Linked DNA regions of Homo sapiens: region 1 is linked to region 2. The links are chromatin contacts, found by Hi-C in ENCODE. All regions are on one chromosome and are shown on one strand. The core of a region is the stretch at or near the end of the contact, and the rest is flanking DNA. Distances in the headings are between cores, read along the strand shown.

What was found. A loop is a pair of places that touch in the nucleus more often than their neighbours do. Pooled maps may share reads with other maps.
Region 1: a loop to region 2 is called in a pooled map, with 2.2 times the contacts of the local background. The contact joins the enhancer-like site here to the promoter of SH3BP5 in region 2. A Hi-C loop is called at or near these places in 3 of 37 single-sample maps with no recorded cell type and 3 of 50 pooled maps.

What each region holds. Positions count from the first base shown.
Region 1 is chr3:15,646,546-15,653,788 of GRCh38, forward strand. BTD (biotinidase) reads left to right here. Exons shown (of 4, transcript NM_001370658.1): 4 at 1-7,169. Among named protein-coding and RNA genes, the nearest start is that of MIR3134, 47 kb to the right of the region's middle. RefSeq lists an enhancer at 137-670 and a silencer at 1,097-1,391. Within about 2 kb of position 1,251, at least 26 of the 41 ENCODE cell types and tissues checked have a DNase peak (open chromatin) inside an H3K27ac peak, as active enhancers do.
Region 2 is chr3:15,330,884-15,337,767 of GRCh38, forward strand. SH3BP5 (SH3 domain binding protein 5) reads right to left here and starts at 1,703. Exons shown (of 9, transcript NM_004844.5): 1 at 1,388-1,703. The coding sequence starts at 1,525. RefSeq lists silencers at 1,272-1,331, 1,412-1,811.

The DNA.
Region 1 (7,243 bases), core at 1-2,500, 320 kb after region 2:
TATCAGACTCAATATGGTGAAGACATTTTTAGGCCACTGATTTCTGTGTAATTTGTGTCCAATATTTCAAAGCCATTTAAAAAAGGATTTTGACTGCATGCCTAGTAGCTGTTTCAGATCATTTTTTAAGTACAGAATGGATAATTAGTCTTCAGTGATTTGCCTCTTAAATGTGGCCATTTAGTTTGAACTCCTTTTTAGTTATTTTAAACAGTATATGCTTAAACATCACACGATTTTATAAAGCAAGAAAAATGAAATGATCTCCCTATTCCCCCACGGTGTAGGCCTCCAGATCCTTTTCTGGCTTTTAGGCAGGACAATTAACAATGTGGATTCTGCAGTCAGACTGATGGGGTTTCCATGCATGGCCTCACCATTAACTCCTCACTGGGGAGACCTTGGGCCTCGGTTTTTTATTCATAGAATGCATGTTGAATAAACCATGTGGGAAAAAGCAGAGCCAGCACCAGCCCCTGCTGACTCACTGATCCCTCGGAAAGGTCTGGGATGAGTCAAGTCTTCAGGGAATAAGCAGCAAGGACTTGGAATTCCTGAGCAAGCCTTGGGTTCCCCACGCCCTAGGAAGTCCCTCTGGAAGGGGAGCAGGACCTCTCCCACCAGATGACGGAGTTCGCTTTCTCGCCCAGCGCAGCTCCCACCAGGCGTGAGCTGGCAGTCCAGAAGCGGCCCCAGATGTGGCTACCCACCGCCCAGTCTGCTTCCCTGCCTCAAACCCCAGGGAGACAGAAATTACCTAAAAATGCATATCATTGCCTTATGCCAAGATGATTCAAATAAGCCTGAGAAAGAGAGGCCAGCGCTAAATACAGACTTGGCAGAACTACTTCACCCAGTAAACATCTAATCAGCACCTGCAGGATCCTCATTCTGCCCTTCTGGGCAGAGCACCACGAACTTTCCCTGAGTTATTTTCTACCAACAATTTAGAATGAATTGCTCGTGAAGTAGAAATGAGGGGAAAAGCAACTAATGGTGGTAGAACAAAGTAATTTTTACAATTAAAAGAAGTAGCTGCCAGATGACAGAACAAAGTAGAGGACGGGAAAATAAATCATTTTCAGGGAAAAAATATATCTATGACTAATGGTTGTGATTATGTTTTTGTCGATTGTGATCCTGAAACTCAGGAAGCAAATGGCAATCTTGACCACAACATGGAGACAGGAAATCAAATGCATTTTTGGCTAAACCAGACTTGGGGGAAGTGGCTTGGTTTGCGTGGTTTCTCATGTAGGTGCAGCTGTGCTTTTCTGTGGTTTTTCTCACACGGGAAGTGAGAGGCACAGTGAGCTGTATTCACACTGGATTTAAAAGCCCTGTTCTTAGAGAGGAAAAAACCAGGCCTCCTCACAGACTGCCAAGTCCCAGAGCCCACCATGTCTGCTCTCAAGACACAGGCCTGTCCAGAGCCCCTGCTGAGGGAAACCCACCCAGGCCACTTTTCCCCACAGGTGGCCCTGCTTGGTACCTGTGCCCCCACCCCCCAGCCATGGTATATTGAACCAGGAGGAGGCACCCAGCCCAAGGCCAGCCAATCAGAGCACTGGCTAGTAGCCCAGGAGGTGTCCCTGCACAGAAGATCTCCTCAGAGAGGACCGATGGTGAGTCGGCCGCTCTTGATTCTCAATGAAACTCAGAACCGCTCAAGTGAAATGACCACTCAAAGAACAATTTCTCAACAAAGTGGATTTATATAGGACAAAATAGGCATAAAAGTATGAAATGTTTTGTGCACAAAGGCCTAGATTTGAGACAAGAGCTGATGTGGCCTGAAGATCTGTGAGTGGGACTGCTTGGGAGGCCATGTTCCTTCTCAGGCCAGAGAAAGGTCCTGGTCTCCTGGCTTCAGTCTTTCATTCCCTAACCTCCCTTTGAATGTTAGTTACCTATTCCCACATAACAAAGTGCCCCAAAACTTAATGGCATAAAACAAGCATGGACATTGTTAGTTCACCCAGTTCTGTGGGGCAGGAAAGCGGGTCTCTCATGAGGCTACAGTCAAGATGTCAGCCGAGGTGACAGTGAAGATATCAACCAAGGCTGCAGCCGGTTGAAGGCCTCACTGGATTTGGAGAATATTATTGATTAAATTGCGTCTTCCCCAAAAAAGATACGTTGTAGTCCTAACCCCCAATAGCTCAGAATGTGGCCTTATTTGGAAATAGGGTCTTTGCAGATGCAATGAAGATATAAGTTAAAATGAGATCACACTAGAGTAACTGGGCCCTTAATCCAATATGACATGTCCTTATCAGAAGAGGAGAAGACACACACACAGGGAGAAGATGACCATGTGACAACAGGGGCAGAGATCACAGGGATGCCTCTACTAGACAAGGCACACCAGAAATTGCTTGCCAACAAACACCAGAAATTAGAAGAGGCAAGAAACAACTCCCCACACACAACCCACCCCTGCAGGTTTCAGAAGAAGCATGGCTCTGCCAACACCTTGATTTTGGATTTCCAGCTTCCACAACTATGAGACAATAAGTTTCTGTTGTTTGAAGCCACCCAGTTCAGGGTACTTTGATATGGCAGACCTAGGAAACAAATACAGAGGATCACTTGCAAAATGGCCCATTCACACAGCTGGCACGTTGGTGCTGGCTGCTAGCAAAAGGTCTCAGCTCCTCACCACTTGGGTCTTTCCATAGGGATAGCTGAGTGTCCTCATGATGTGGCCCCTGGCTTCCCCTGAAGCAAATGATCCAAGAGAGCACAGGTGGAGCCATGATGTCTTTTATTAACTAGTCTCAGAAGTCACACTGCATCATTTGGCACCATCTTATTGAGTTACACAGGTCAGCCCTGCTCCCTATGGAAAGAGACAGAGGGTGTTAGATGCCCAGAGGTGAACCTCATTGGGTACCATCCTGCAGGTGGGCTGCCACTCTGCTCAATCCAAATCACAGCTCTCCCGTTTCTCACCTCCCAACAGTTGCTGTTCCTCAGGCCAAAGTTCACATTCTGCACAGCCTCAGCTCCGCCTGACCTCTGAGCTCACATGATGGCCCTTACTGTGAACCTGGGTTTCTGGTCCAGCCATAGCTACTTCTTTAAGCTCCTCCAGTGTGCTGAGCACAGTCTGGCCCCTGTACTGTTGTCTGCTTGAAATGGCGTCTTCTGATGAACACTCATCCATCCTTCAAGGTCTACTCTCTCATCACAGCTTGTGACTCTTCCACTTTTTGAACTGGTGTTTCCCATTCCCAGTTCACAGAGCCCTTTCTCATTGAACTATTTATCTGAGTTCCCTCTGCCGGAACATGAGCCATGCCTAGAGTAGCCACCTAGTAGTGAGTGACAGCTCTGTGCTGGATGCACATAAATGGTCTCCCTTAACTGCCATGAGCCCTAAAGAAGGTTTGCTACAGCTATTTTACAGATGGGGAAAACTGACAGAGAGATATTAATGAATTGCCCACATGCAAATATGTGCTGAGTCTTGGATTTGCATCTTTATCGTGACTCCACGGAGACCCACCCTCTAAGACCAGAGCCAGTGTCCTATTCATCTTTTGTCTCTGCAGCGTTCAGCATGGCACTGTCTTGGCTTACAAAATCTGCTCTATGCTTGCTGACTGCTGAATGAATGAATGAATGAATAGGTAGTCACAAAGAATGTTTAGAATGTTTCTCAGACAGGCTGAGAAAAAACACAACGAAACATTATTTCCGTTTGGAAAGTTTTTTTATTTTTGTGTTCAGTACTGAAGTAAAACAAAAATCTGAATAACAGCTGCACCGTTAAAAATGAAATTACCAATATATGAACTCTAGGCATCATGCATATATAATTTTTTGTAGATAACTTTTCTTCTCATTTTCCTTCTCATTCTCTTCATCTTTTTCTTTTTGTTTGAGCAAAAAAAAAAAAGAATATATTAACTCGTAACTGGGGAGTCTAAGAATAAATTCTCTTCAGCCATTGCTGAATCTAGGGGCTCAAATGGTGTCTCTGGACACAGTATCACACTCTACTCTGCACTCTTCTTTATCATTTTCTCCCACAGACAGACTCTCGTGTAGTTGCAACAATGGCCATGACTTCTAGGCTTCATCTGCCCCTCTCAGCAGCTCTAGAGAAGAAGCTCCTCTTTTTACACAGTCCCTAATTAAAGTCTCAGAGATGAACAACCTGGGCTCTTGCTTAGGGCACGTGCCCATCCTGAATCAATGATCGGCCAGAGAGCTGTGATATTCTTTTGTTTTTTTGAGATGGAGTCTTGCTCTGTCGCCCGGGCAGGAGTGCAATGGCATGATCTCGGCTCACTGCAAGCTCTGCCTCCCGAGTTCAAGCGATTCTCCTGCCTCAGCCTTCCGAGTAGCTGGGACTACAGGCACGTGCCACCACGCCCAGCTAATTTTTTGTATTTTTATAGAGACAGGGTTTCACCATGTTAGCCAGGATGGCCTCGATCTCCTGACCTCATGATCTGCCTGCCTCAGCCTCCCAAAGTGCTGGGATTACAGGCGTGAGCCACCGTACCCGGCCAGGGCTGTGATATTCTGATCAGCCAGCACTGAGTCACATGGCCACTATTAGGGTGAGGGATGATAGGCTTAGCTCTGACCTGAAATTCATGGATTGAGGGGTGGGGACTGTTTCCCAGGGGAACACTGGGACAGCGTTACCAGGGGAAGGGGAGTGGGATATAGTTGGGCCAAAACAGTAAATGTCCACGAGGCTTTTTTCCTCTGAGCAGAAATTTCACTGTGATGCCAGTCAGGTATTGCTGCCGTAAGGGCCATAGCAGGAGGGAGACTGCAAATCTTGATTGAGGAGATCTTAAGAACAGAGTGATTTACACAGCTGTGGGCAGGATGTAGGGGAACCCAGAAAGGATAATGCACTACCCAGCGGCCAGCGACAGCAGGAGCTATGAGCACCCCAGGCCTGAAGGTGTGAAGGGCTGAAATGGTTACCAGAAGCAGGAGAGGGAAGCTTATGGAGAGAGCAGGCTGGCGGGAGCAGGGGCTGTGAGAGAGACAGCCAGACCGTAGCGGTGTGACAGGCAGAGAGCCAGGCGATCCATATCCTGTCTCCTCTCTCTTCTCCGCTCCTGACTCCTGCTGCGGCCTCCCACTGGCTGGACCCAACAGGAAAGCAGAGGATAAGAGAATCTGGTTGGTGCTATCTAGAAGTCAGTGTTGGGGAGGTCACAGAACAGAATGGAGAGGGGTAGAGTATGCAGGGAAGATAAATGCAGCCCTGGCATGGTTCTTCCAGAACATTCTGCAAGCTCATGGACCAGTTCATTTGAGAAGAAATAGAGGAGTTAGGGGAGAGAGAAGCTTCTTAATGAAAATAACCTTGGTAGCTAGTCTCAAGATTAGCCCCCAGTGCTCCCCACCTGCTGGTATCCGTTGTACAACACTTCCCACATTTTTCTGGGGTCGTTTTGTGTAACCAATAAAATATGGCAGATGCGATGGCATGTTACTTCTGAAATTGGGTTATAAAAGGTACTGCAGACCGGGCACGGTGGCTTACGCCTGTAATCCCAGCACTTTGGGAGGCCAAGCCTGGCGGATCACAAGGTTAGGAGTTCAAGACCAGTCTGGCCAATATGGTGAAACCCTGTCTCTATTGAAAATACAAAAATTAGCCGGCATGGTGGCACACGCCTGTAGTCCCAGCTAGTCGGGAGGCTGAGGCAGAAGAATCGCTTGAACCCGGGAGGCGGAGGTTACAATGAGCTGAGATAGCACCACTGCACTCCAGTCTGGGCAACAGAGCGACACTCCGTCTCCAAAAAAAAAAGATACTGCAGCTTCTATCTTGGTTGCTCACTTGCTATCTTGGGTCCCTCCCTCTGGGGAAAGCCAGTTGCCATCTCCCAAGGATCCCTATGGACAGACCCATTTGGCAAGGAACAGCCACCAGCTAGCTGCATGAGCGAGCCATGTTGGAAGTGGGTCCTCCAGCTGCAGTCAAGCTTCCAGATGACCACTGCCCTGGGAAACGACTGCAACCTCATGAGAGACCCTGAGCCGGAACCACCCCACAAAGTCACTCTTGATTTCCTAAGTCTCAGAAACTATAAAATATAAATGTGTGTTGTTTTAAAATCCTAGGTTTTGAGGTAATTTATTATACAGCAATAGAAAACTAATACAATAGTCTTGCTACCAGCACCTTAATCTCCCACATCCAAGTTAAAATTCATCCAACACTCAATCTCCCAGCTATCCTGACTGCTCCTATACAGGTATCTCTCCCACTATATATATATCAAGTGCTATTAGTGGCTATTATTTGTTGGGTTACACAAAGCCAGAAATCATCTACATCTACTCTCTTTTCTTCTGGTTTTGAATAGCAAAATGCAACAGGGAGATGTTCTCAGATAGAGGGAGAACAACAAAAAGAAGGGTCCATGCTGAACAAACTTGTTTGCTTTGAAATCGGAAGTTCTAGAGGAGGTATTCTGACAGTGGCCAGGAAAACCTCCTGCCCGCAGAATTTTGTCTAATCCACCCCAGACAGAGTTATCCAACAGCCTGGTATGGTGCAGACCAGGGGCTCTCGAAAGGTGGGCTCCAGGCAGCAGCACCAGTAGCACCTGGGAAATTGTTGGAAATGCAAATTCTTGGGCTCCACCCCAGATCAACTTAATCGGACTCTCTGGGAGTAGGGCCCATCAATCTGTGTTTAACAAGTCCTCCAGGTGATTCCGATCCTAATCAAGTGTGAGCCCACTGTCTAATGCGGTGCATACCAAAGCAGGTGCACGGGTCTTAATCATCACCTCAGTCCTCTGAAACAGGCAAGTGTGTCCATTTTACAGAAGAAGGAACTAAGGCCTGGAAGGCAAGTCCTTGCCTGAGACTAAACAGAATCCCAGCAACATAGGACGAGGCTGGAATTCCCACACCTGGACTAATGCACAGCCAGTGTTTCAACGTCGCCAACCCAGAAATGTTTTCTCTCCCTGTCATGCTAATTTTCAGCCCTTTCTGGGTGACTTGTTCATCATCCAAATATATTATTTTTGTTTTGTTTGACTAAAGGCAATTATATTTACATTTTCTCTAAGTACTGGAATGTAATGGTTGAAATTCCTATTCAGTGATCTGGAAGAACTCTAATGTTCTAAAGTGATTCTTTGATAATTAAAGAAAGATGTAATTATGTATAATGTGATTTGTAAGATAAGGTATAACTTTGGGGGTGTTCTAATTCTTTAAAAATTGTTGATCCGACTATGGATGT
Region 2 (6,884 bases), core at 453-2,952:
AACAGTACCATCTGCCTTGAGCAAGAACTTTGCTTAGAAAACAATAAAAGACAATAAGCAAGGCCAAGCCAAAAATATAAACCCAGTGAAATCATCAAGGGCAGAATTCTGGTATTAACTCACCAGAATTATTTTTCTGTAAAGGGTGAAAATCTTTTCACACTGCCAATTATTCAACCTACTTAGCTGGACGTTTTAAACTAGCTTTAATCCCATTCCTTTCAATAAACATTTACAAACTGACATTTTGTAAAAAAAGTATCCAACATGAACTTAACTCATCATTACTATGCAAACAAAGGATCTTGCTAACATAATCCCATACCAGTAACACACGATTTATTCCAAACCAATTACTTTAATTAATAGCATTCCTAATGCAAGGATTTTTTTTCCACCTGATCTTTATCTTGCTAAGCTGACAAAACAATTCATTTAAACCCCAACCACTGAGTTAAGTGAGCTTTTAAATTGATCTGTGCACTAAAAAACCAATTAGGTATCCAGAAATTACAGAGCATGCTTAAAAGCAATTTTTTTAAAAAAATGATTTATTGAAAAGGTAGAAAAAAAACGGGCCTTAGAAAGGGATTTGCTCTGCTTTTTGCTTAGGGGTGAAGAGGTGAAACTGTCACTCCTAGATCTCGGCTTGGAAATTGTTTTTTAATCATCTCTCTTGGAAATGGAGGCACAGCCAGCCAGCCCAATCCCCTCGCCGCCTCCACGCGTCAGCTTTGCGCATCAGTTGTCCCCGATTTCTTTTCATGCCCAACCTCACAACAAGGAAAAGCAGGGTTTTAAGCAATTTCAAGCCAGGCAGAACGTTGAGCCAGTGATGACAATAAGCCGCTCAGTTCGCTAACAATCAATCAGAGAAGGAAAACGGCTCAGGCCGGGCACCTTGGCAAGTGAGGACTCTGCACCCGGGGCACCGGTGCCAGCCCGCGCTGCAGGGCAACGCCCACCCGCCCACGGTGCCCGGCGCCCACGCGGGCGACACCTCCTCGCAGAGCCTGGACGCCGTGCCATGCCCGCGGTGCCGCGGCCGGGCAGGGGTACCCCCGAGGATACCATGGCGCCCCCGCCCCCTTTTTCCCTTTGTTGCACATCCACCCGAACCACCAGGCACGCTGCACCGACCCCGATCCTGCTACGGGTCGGCGGGGGACTCCCCGCAATAGAGTCAGGCCGCATCCACGCGGGCACTGTAGCCTCCTCATTGTGGAGACGATGAAACGGAGCATACAGACCGTCTCCTGCCACCCTATGTGGCCGCCAGTCCCCGGACCACAGTTACTGGGGGCTGCGAAGTGGCTGTACGCGTAGACACCGACCTCCGTAGCAGCCCTCGCGAAGCCCGGATGCGGGGCGACCCCGCGCGCCCTACCTGGATCCGGGGATCCACCTCTTCTTCCTCCTCCAGCCCCTGCTCCATCCCCTCTTCCTCCTCCTCCTCCTCGTCCCGGGCAGGCGGCAGGATTTCGGCTGGCTCCTCCGAGCGGCTCCGCTTCAGTGCCGCGTCCATGCAGGCAGCCGGCACGCGCGCCGCGCAGTGGGCTCCGGAGCGCCCCGGGGGTCGCGGCTGCCACAGGCTGGGCTGGAGCCGCCTCGCCACAGCCGGGCACGGTCGGGGAGCCGCCGGGGCCGACACCCGGGAGACGCAGCTCGCCGATGCGGATACCTCCGGCCGCGGCGGAGCAGAGGAAATGGGCGCGGCCGCCCCCTTTCTGCCGCGGCAGTCAGCGCAGCGCCCGCTCCGCCCCCGTCCCGCCCCGGCCTCGCGTTCCGCCGCCAGTCCCAGCTATCCAGGTCTCCGTCGCAAAACCCCAGCTCCCTCCACATCTCCAAGGTGGCAAAATAGGACAGCCCCCACCCCCTTGTAACTTAGCAGCTCGGATATATCTCAACTACGTAACGCAAGCCTCCCGCTTTCGGGAGTCCCCTCCTCCAGCCCTCCTCCGAGGCTCGTTGTTTGTGTGGTAGGGAGGCGTGGGTGTTTTCACACTGAAGTCGCCTTCTGAAGCCTACGCTCAGTGACCCTGGCCCTCAGGACCAAGACTTGCCGAAACCCTATACCCAAAGCACACTCATCCTCTTGAGCGAACCTTGGGAATGGCGGAGGTTCCGTGCACTGATGCATTGCCGAAGGCTGCGGCCTCTCTGGGCGAGCCCCATACCGAAACACAGAGGTGCGGCGGTCCTACCTGAATAGCCAGGAGCATGGAGAATGCATTGAGCTGGGATTTAAGGAGGTGGCAAGTGTAACCCCTGTTGATGGGCACACTCTGGCCAAGAATTTATGAATTAGTGAGACTTTCTGCCCACCATCAACAAGTAGGGAGACAGAGTTGGCCTGGCAGACACAGCATCCGAAAAGGCCAAACTGAAGAGGCACGTGTGTGTGCTTTTATGAAATGTCAGGGCCACTGTGATGTCAGGGGAACGCAAAGGATGACCTTGGCAAAGCAGATGAGCACATGGCTGCTCACGTCTCCTTGCCTTGAGAAATGCAGAACGTGCACATGTCCTACACGGAGGCCTGTAGCCCATCGGCTCTGAGTTTGGAGGACAAATTTGCTTGAGAAAGGAGCTTCTTTCTGAGAACCTATCATCAAAGCCACCTTACAAAACCTGGGTCTGGCACAACGTGGTGGCTCGTATCTGTAATCCCAGCTCTTTGAGATGCCAGGACACAAGGATCACTTGAGGCCAGGAGTTCAACACCAGCCTGGACAATACAGCCAGACCCCTTCTCAAATGAATAAATAGTCCTGCTCCTGGTGGTTTTATCAGAAACTAGGCTAGAGGGTTACTCCTTGGGCAAGGCACCACCCCATACACGCTGGCACTGTAGTCCACTGTCAAAGGAAATTTGTCCTGTCTCCTGGAGGTAGTGCCATGGTTTGTTTCTAAAAAGGTCAGACCTGTTCATTGCTCTTTAAATCAAGGATGAGTCAGCAATTCTGTGAGAGGTGCTTCAAAGCTCCTTGCTAAAGACATAGTTGCTTTTGGTTTTCCAATGATAGATGAAGCCAGGAACAAGATAGCCATAGGGGTCACTTTGGAACACAGGAGCCACCAACCTTCTCTGGTGGCTTGGAATTGAGCCTCCAACTTTGCAGGTACATCCTAGCTCTGAATGAACTGAGAGACAGAGTTTGAAATAAACAGAACTCTGGGGTCAGCCCTGACTATGATAAATGCTTCTCAGCTAGCAGAACCCTATCCTCTCCATTCTAAATGGCAAACTCCAAACTACATTCCTGCTTAAGCTTAGGTCAAGAGCAAAATACATCTATGAGACATAGGCCAACTGCTCAAGAACATCAGTTCAGACTTTTGTTGTCTTATTTTTTGGAGATCTGGGCCAGCTATAGTGTTAATCCTAATAGTCTTTCTAAAGATAAAATGAGAAAAATAAATAAACCACAGGCAGTACTATATACAGTCAACCCTCCATAGCCTCTCAGGTTCCACATGTGTAAATTCAACTAACCACAGATAGAAAATATTTGGGGGAAAAAAACACAACAATTAAAAAAATGCATATTTAAAAATACATGGCCAGGAGTGGTGGCTAACACCTGTAATCCTAGCATTTTGGGAGGCTGAGGCAAGGAGGATCACTGGAGGCCGGGAGTTCCAGACCAGCCTGGGCAACAAAGCGAGACTGCCTTGCTCTCTAGAAAAAAAAAAAATACAGTATATGACAACTATGTACATATTTGCATTGTATTAGGTATTGCAGGTAAGAAATCTAGAGCTGACTTAAAGTATACAGGAGGGGCTGCTCATGGTGGTTCATGCCTGTAATCTCAATACTTTGGAAAGCCAAGGTGGGTGGGTTGCTTGAGCTCAGGAGTTCAAGACCAGCCTGGACAACATGGTGAAACACCATCTCTACAAAAAATACAAAAAATTCGCCAAGTGTGGTGGCTCATGCCTGTAGTCACAGCTATTTGGGAGGCTGAGATGGGAAGATTGCTTAAGCCCAGGAGGTAGAGGTTGCAGTGAGCTGAGATTGCACCACTGCCCCCCAGCTTAGGTGACAGCAAGACCCTGTCTCAAAATAAATATATATATATAAATAATAAAGTATACAGGAGGGGCCAGATGTGGTGGCTCATGCCTGTAATCTCAGTCCTTTGGGAGGCCGAGGCAGGAGAGACGATCGCTTGAGGCCAGGCGTTTGAGACCAGCCTGGACAACAAAGCAAGACCTGGTCTCTAGGCCAGGCATGGTGGCTCACATCTGTAATCCTAGCACTTTGGGAGGCCGAGGCAGGTGGATCACCTGAGGTCAGGAGTTTGAGACCAGCCAGGACAACATGGTAAAAATACAAAAATTAGCTGGGCATGGTGGCACATGCCTGTAATCCCAGCTACTCGAGAGGCTGAGGCAGAAGAATCGCTTGAACCCAGGAGGCAGAGGTTGCAGTGAACCGAGATGATACCACTGCATTCCAGCCTGAACGACAGAGTAGGACTTTCTCTCAAAAAAAAAGAAAAAAGAAACACCTCATCTCTAATAAAAATTGTTTTAAATTAGCAAGGCATGGTAGCACATGCCTGTAGTTCCAGCTACTCTGGAGGCTGAGGTAGATCACTTGAGCCCAGGAAGTCAAAGCTGCAGTGACCCCGATCATGCCACTGTACTCCAGCCTGGGTGACAGAGGGAGACCCTATCTCAAAAAAAAAATGTTTTTAATGAAAAAATAAATTAAATAAAGTATACAGGAGGTTGTATGTAGGTTATATGTAAACACTGCCATTTTCTACAGGGGACATAAGCATCTCAGATTTTAGCATTGCAGGGGTCCAGAAACCAATCCCCCAGGGATATCAAGGGACAACTGTATATATTCCCTATTGGCACATATGTAGTGCACATAAATGCATAGCAAAAGGCCTGGAAGGATTTATACCCAGTAAAGAGTGGCTACCTCTGGGAAAAAGGGAGCAGGGCGTGGCCTAGGATTGTCTGGGATGGGGGCAGGGGATCAAAGGAATGTTAGTTTCTCAGTAATGTTTTTATTTTTCACAAGGAAGATATGTTTATGATTGTTTTGTGGAATTTAAAGATAAATTTAAAATAATGCATACTGGTCAGGTATGGTGGCTTATGCCTGTAATCCCAGCTACTCTGGAGGCTGAGGCAGGAGAATCACCTGGACCCAGGAGGCAGAGGTTGTAGTGAGCCGAGATGGCACCATTGCACTCCAGCGTGGGCGATAAGAGTGAAACTCCGTCTCAAAAAAAAGAAAGAAAGAAATGAGAAAGCGTACCACATATACTTTTGGGGGAAAAGCACTCCAGAGACTGCAGCAGCATGTGCAAAGGTCCTGAGGTGGGAATATGCCTTGGGTGTTGGCAAAAAAGCAAGGAGATCCATGTGGGTAGGACAGAGACAGCCAGGGAGAGAGGGAGGGAGATGAAATCAGAGGCAAGCATGTGGGTAGGCCACGGAGATGCTTTAGGTCATGGTAAGGAATTTGGATTTTGTTCTGAGTGAGTGCTCCTGTAATAACTCTGGCTAGTGTATGAGAAATTGACTCGGTGGACATTGAGGAGCTAGGGTCAGAGGAGACAAAGGAGATCCATTAGCCTGATGATCAGCCTCTTCTGATTGCTTCTGTTTTTTCAGCAAAGTAATGAGCCACATCATCAGCTGAGAATGAGGGGATGTGGGGCAGAGGGCAATGGAGGTTGGAGGAGAGAGGCTTTGTGAAAGAGCTTGCAGGGACAGTTGGTGACTGAGTTGACCATGGGAATATATTATAATCGCCAGGTTGCGCTAAGGACCCACCTATGGTTTGAGAGTCCCAGTGAACCCAGTCAGCAAGGACGAGTGGATTTTCCTATAGTATAGTCTCCAAATCATTCCCATCTTTCTAACCCTTGATTCAGGGCTTCATCATGGCTCCCTAGACTCTTTTACAGTCCCTCACCCTCTTATGTCCACACTTCCCATTTGATCTAGCTTAGATTCCATTGTCCATCATTAAAATCACCACACTACAGTCAACCACAACTCCCTCACGCTTCTCCCCGACCACTGTAAGCACTTGGCATAATCCCAACCCTGGTTCAATCCCACAGTCTTACTACTTTTTACCTGTACTTAGTAGCTAAGCTAAAGTGCTGGAATTATAGGCGTGAGCCACCACACTCAGCCAAAGAGTTGGGGTTTTTTTTAGTTTAGTTTTTTTTTTTTTTTTTTTTTTTGGGACAGAGTCGCGCTATGTCACCCAGGCTGGAGTGCGGTGGTGTTAGCTCACTGCAACCTCCGCCTCCTGGGTTCAAGCTATTCTCCTGCCTCAGCCTCCTGTGTAGCTGGGATTATAGGCGCCTGCCACCACACCCAGCTAATATTTATATTTTTAGTAGAGATGAAGTTTCACCATGTTGGCCAGGCTGGTCTTGAACTCCTGATCCACCCACCTCAGCCTCCCAAAGTGCTGGGATTACAGGCGAGAGCCACCGTGCCCGGCCAAGAGTTTTTATTTAATGTTTTTAAACTGAAGTTTGCAAGTGAAAGTGATCAACAACATTAATTCATTTGTATTTTTGTTCTGTTTTTTGTTTTTAGATCTAGATCTGCAGAAAGCAACATTAATTCAGTACACTTTTCAGCCCCTACTATATGCATACACTATTTCTGGGGCCAGTTTGAGGGTCCCAAACATGTAGATGACAAATTCCTAGTCCTTTACTTGGGGAGACAGGCCCTCATGAAACCTGGGCCCCAGGCCAGGTCTCACACCTGTAATCCCAGCACTTTGAGAGGCCAAGGGAGGAGGATCGCTTGAGGCCAGGAGTTCAAGACCAGCCTGGGCAACATAGTAAGAGCCTCCCCACATCTCTACCAAAAAAAAATTTTTAATT